Linked DNA regions of Mus musculus: region 1 is linked to region 2. Evidence: chromatin loops called from intact Hi-C (ENCODE). Cell type or tissue: left cerebral cortex. All regions are shown on one strand. Each heading gives the region's core, and the rest is flanking DNA. Links, peaks and the distances in the headings are about the cores only. Region 1 overlaps Gm36196 (a long non-coding RNA gene). Region 2 has its middle 17 kb from the start of Olfr220.

Region 1 (2,826 bases), core at 176-2,675, 300 kb after region 2:
TCCTTCCTTTCTTTCTTTCTTTCTTTCTTTCTTTCTTTCTTTCTTTCTTTCTTTCTTTCTTTCTTTCTTTCTTTCTTTCTTTCTTTCTTTCTTTCTTTCTTTCTTTCTTTCTTTCTTTCTTTCTTTCTTTCTTTCTTTCTTTCTTTCTTAAAATTATTTAACCTTTTTTTTTTTTCACTCCAGATTTTATCCCCCTCCAGGTCCACCTTCTGACTGTTCCACATCCCATATCTCTTTGCCAACCCATCCACTGGTCATCCCATTTGCTTCTGTTGCTCCTGCCTTTGTGCCTGTGTCTCAGAAATCAATGGCAAGACCTATGTCATGAAGCTTTACCCCAGGTTTCCTCCTAACAGTTTTACATTACACTTAAGTCTTTTGTATGATGAAGACACAATTTTGTTCCACAACATCCAGTCCTGCCAATTAAGCCACTGTGGTGTGTGTGTGTGTGTGTGTGATTATAAGGAATTAAGGGTTTTGTAATTATTATGAGATGGCATCAGAAAGTAGAGCCCAGAACCATAAATTTTGATGGCCTAAGAGAAGACTGGTTAAAAGGAGGAGGGAAATCATGAAATGAATGGTTTTTACAGGAGGAGTCTTCTGTGCGTGGGTGGGGTGATTTGGAGGGCTGTCCCTCTGGGCCTTGTTTATCAGCTCTGGGCAGAGCTGTACGCATAAGGCAAATCAGCCCTGAGCAGCTGCTTCAGCCTGGCTCACAGCTCAGGACAAAGTGAGGCATTTGATGTCCTGCTCTTGGGCTCAGGGAATCCAAGAGCTTCAGAAACAAAAATGTACAGTTTCCATACTGTAAGCATATTTTGGAGTCAATAAAGACAGATACAATAACTTTAATGCAAAATTAGTATTTCCCAAAGAATAGAATCTATCATCAATCTAGTCTCTAACGATTTTGCCTTTGTTTTGCTGGAGCTACTTCATATTTAAATTCTTTGCTTTTTGACTACTACATGGGTCAAGATAGTAGAACACATTGTTCAGAAAATGAAAAAGGTATTTTGTTGGGGGGTGGGGTGCATAGGGTTTCCATATAGAACTCAAGCTGGTCTAGAACTCTTGTCTGTCCTACTTTAGCTTTTTAACTGCTGGAATTATAGGCAGGCATTACTACATAAACAAAGTCCTTCTGTAGTTAATATCTGCTTTCACCATTACCAGCTGACGGTCTCTGAAGTTGCTTACTCCTTAACTCTAGTTGAATATTTATACCTTCTTTCTGTTTTTCCTTTCCTGTTTATACATATGCTTTCATTGCAGTAATAAAACGTATAAGTCATATTTCCTCTCAACAGTATGTTATACATTTGTGATTAGAAGACAACTTAGAACAGTGGAGGGAATGTTGCAGTGGATTGGAAGCTCAAATTCTTTCGAGCAAATGCTCAAATCTACCACTTAAGGATAAGGGGGCTGTTGGAAATTGACTTAAATTTTCTTAAGCATGCTAGGGAGTAGCTATGACTAATTTGCCTACTTGAACGTTGGCATCTGGCCCAATTTAAAAATGTAGAGTTATTTTGTGCAGGGTGGATTGTCAGTTTTAGTTGGATGTGAATGATATCAGTATTATATTTTGACTGTGCCAAATCATCCACTTCATTCTGAGTCATAAATTTTTTAAAAATTGGAATGTAAAAGGGAACTCTTCAGTAGAAGATCACTTCCCGCTGAGAATGCTTCCCATTCTATCATAGGAACCACTGAAACTTTATGTCAAGTTCCCTCCTGCCCTCATCCACCAATGATTGTTTCTCAGTACAGTAATGTGGATGGCAGCAGTAGGCAGATCAATCTTCAGAAGCCTTGTAAGGACAGCATGTTTGTGACATGGTCCCTTTCAGGGAAGCAAAAAGCACTCAATTGAAAACTGTCATTTTTCATCAGAGCAGACACAAGTAGGAACCAGTCAAGAGCTGCAACTACACAGACCGCCTCCTTCAAACACTCAACTCAGTCTGGAGTTCAACGACTGTGTTTAAGGAATACAAAAGAAAGTCCTAACCATACATTTAATCATACGCACAAAGTAGCATCGAGTTGGGTTATTGGCTTGTGCCTTCGGGTTATGACTAAAATTTCTATTCACTAATATATTTTTCCATTTGCTTTTCTCCCTATTCTGTTTTAGAATTGAGAATACTCTGATGTTTTGCTCTCCTTCAACCTCAAGAAATAAAGGTATCTCCTAGTCACTCATGTAGTCTTTCAGTAAACCATCATTCAATGTTTTGCTAGATTAAAAACTCTCTCAGACATTGTGGATATGGAGATAATTGAAACGGGTATCTACTTTAAAATAACATTGTTAATTAGAAGGCACGTAAGTCCAGATTAATTGTAACATAAGAGAACAAAGTGGTTTAAGCAATGTTCATTGGAGAAAAGAGAAAGGCAAGGTTGCTTCTGTTTCATTGTGTTAGAAGAGTAGATGTCAGAGCAGAGACAGCATCTTGCAGGACTTCCTCTGAGTTCAAAATTAACCAGTTGGACAGTGTTAGGTCTTATCCAAGCTCCCATACATCTGTAGCCAGCCAACCTCTGAAAACATTTAGTATTAACACCCAGAGTATGAGCTGCTAAACACTTCACTACTCTGTCCATGTACTGAGTCAACTCAGCTACAACAAACACTGAAAACCTGATTGGATATATTTTACAGATGCAGTGATCTGCATTTGGTCCTATTTGACATCTGGAGCAGTACATTAGAATGGCATGCATGCTTTTTATAAGCTGTTTTTTTGATAGCTTTCTTTCTTTTCCTTTTGGGGGGTAGATAATTTAGTTCATATAGCAAACTCT
Region 2 (2,826 bases), core at 10-2,509:
TGTCTGGGCTGCTACCAGAAGTTGGCGCCCACACTAGGCTCTTCCCACATAAATTAAGGGAATGATGTCAGCTCATCAGGTTGATGCCACTCAGGTGATTCTAATTTGTGGTAAGTTAACATTAAAACCAATCATCAAAAACTGTTTGTAATTTCCAAGGTAAAATGAGGCATTATCTTAGTTAGGGTTTAACTGCTATGAAGGGACACAATGACCAAGGCAACTCTTATAAAGGAAACATTTAATTGGGGCTGTTGCTGTTAATTTCAGAGGCTTATTCCACTATCATTATGGTGGGAAGCATGGTAGCATCCAGGCAGACATGGTACTGGAGAAAAACTGAGAGTTCTACATCTTGATCCAAAGGCATCAGAAAAAGATTGTGTCATATTGGGTCTATGTTGAATGTAGGAGACACCAAAGCCTGTCCCCACAGAGACATACTTTCTCCAACAAGGCCACACCTCCTAATAGTACCACTTTCTGTGGGCCAAGCATTCAAACATATGAATCTATGGGGGGCCATTCCCATTCAAAGCATCACAGGCAGGTTCTTATCATAGTTTGTTTGGACTCAAGCTGCCTACCCATCTCCAAAGCCCACCCTGCCTTTCAGTTGGGGACAAATTCCATGCATCACCCACCTTTATCAGATCCCATTGATCTCGCCCACCAGGAGTCAGTGTCATACCGAAGAGTACTAAGGTTATGATCAAATGGGGGGTTCAGAATGAAAATTAATATGATGGACGTGGAAGAGGGTGGGAGAGAAGAGGAGTGATGTGTTTATGGTTTCTTGAAGTAATATGTTATAGGGAAGGTAAGGAAGAAAGGAGTTTACATAAAGCCCAAGCATCCCACTGGTTTGTTTCTGAGAAGTCCAGAGGTCTATGGAGAGCTTTAAAAAAGTCTTGGCTTAGCACGTGGATGTTTTATGCTTAATCTTATCTCACAAACCTTGCTTTTATACTCTTTTGCCACTGGTAACTAACTTTGAAGAAACAAGAGTTAATAGCAATTTAAAATTCATAATCTTAGTAGTTGCAGCAAATGGACACTAGGTGTCACTCATTTACCTTAACATAAGAAGTGGTTAGCATTTGTGCATGCTTTTTTTTTTTCTTTGCATCAGAAAGATCACTAAATTCCCAAGTTTTCAGAAGTTATGCCCATGAAAGTGTCACTATGGCATGTCCGATAAGTACTTCAAAGGGCCATCAGCAACAGTTTCATTTGAAACAATTGAGAAAAGGGAAGAGCAAAATAACAGAGTGAAAAAAGTGCCTTCAACTTCTGAATGGAAGAGTTACAGACAGAGTCAGTACGTGAAATGTTCCAGCTCAATGATAAGGTACTTGCCACGCTTGCATGAGGTCCTTACCTCAGATTCTGCAGAACACACACGAAGCCTGACATGGTAGCACATATATGTAATTCCAAAACTCCTACACCCAGTTGGGAGGTAGAGCCTGAGACATCCATTCATGGATGTTCATGACAGAAGCACAGGTGAGCAACAAGGAATGTTGCCTCAAACAAGATGGGAGATCAGGGAGGACAGGCAGGGTTATCCTTTGATTTCCAACATATATGTGCATTGTGGTGGGTGAGAATACATGCACACACACACAGACACACACACATTTGCATATATATGCATCTGTATAATTTATACACGTTTAAATTTAGATTCTGCATACGTGAGAAAATATTTTTATCCTTTGAGGCCTGGTGAAGTCTGGTAAACATGTGGTCTTTCCTTCTATTCATTTTCCTGAAAATGTCTTTATTTCAGTGTTTGTAACAGTAAAACTTTATTATATATAAATTAGTTACTCAGCTACAAAAGCCACTTATGGAAGAGGGGATGCATTTTGCCTCCTGGTTTGCAGGCACAGTGCATCACAGCAGATAAGGCATGTCAGTGGAAGCCAGCGTGGAGTGGTTTAGTCACATGGTATCCACAGTCTGGAAGCAGAGAGGGAGATATCAATGCTGGTGTTCATTTCGAGCTCTCTTTTCAAACCCTTTGCATTCAGTTTGGGATACCAGTCCATGGGATGATGCTGGGCACTTTCAAGGTGGGTCTCCGTCTTTGGTTAAACCTCTCTGAAATCCTTGCATAGACATACCCAGAAGTGATTCCAAACCTAGTCAAGTTGACCAAGAAGAACACTCATCCTGTGTACTTCATTTTCTTTATCAATTTATCTGCTAACACAGCCTTCTAGCTTGGTTTCAAATCAAGGAACCTGTCAATAGTGCACCAATATATGGGGCTACACAAGTACTCTATGCTGATTTACACAGAGTCGCTCAGGTATACACTTCAGGTCCAGTAGAGATGGATTTTAATGGTAGCAGCACCACCAGTACATAACAGTTTTTCCCTGCTTTCTTTTCAGTATTTGCTCCTGCTTTCTTGTTAATGGCCACTATAAACAGGGGAAATAGACCTCAGATCAGTCTTTTTGTGTTCACGAGATGCTCCAATAGTTGTAAAAATATTTATTGAGGCAGGCGGGAGGGAGGAGGGGGATAAAGGTCTTGTGTAGGGGAAATTGGGATGGGGATAACATTTGAAATGTAAATAAAGGAAAAAAAGGAAAAAAGAAAAAATATTTATAGTCCATCTGTGCTTCTTTCCTTAAGGACTGTCAACTAAATTCAATAATCCATCTTTTAAAAAAGATTTATTTTATTTTATGTGCCCGAGCATTTGTCTGCATGTATGTCCATATAACATATGCATGCCTGGTGCCCACAGAAGCCAGAGACCGTGTTGGATCACCTGGAACTGGAATTACAGACAGTTGTGAATTGCCA

The links. Peaks named below come from ENCODE experiments on the same cell type or tissue, not always from the same donor. Only the 100,000 strongest peaks of a DNase experiment are listed, where the experiment ranks them.
Region 1: it touches region 2 in a loop (9-fold over the local background); 9 of 42 quality-filtered maps call a loop at or near these places.

Annotation. Positions count from the first base shown.
Region 1 is chr1:174,169,597-174,172,422 of GRCm38, reverse strand. Gm36196 (a long non-coding RNA gene) reads left to right here. Exons shown (of 3, transcript XR_373720.3): 2 at 2,153-2,202. Among named protein-coding and RNA genes, the nearest start is that of Spta1, 1.8 kb to the left of the region's middle. In left cerebral cortex, for the core only: no CTCF peak of the experiment used is centred there; a DNase peak (open chromatin) is centred at 1,516.
Region 2 is chr1:174,464,698-174,467,523 of GRCm38, reverse strand. No RefSeq gene overlaps it. Among named protein-coding and RNA genes, the nearest start is that of Olfr220, 17 kb to the right of the region's middle. In left cerebral cortex, for the core only: a CTCF peak has its summit at 1,041 (motif pointing right); a DNase peak (open chromatin) is centred at 1,068.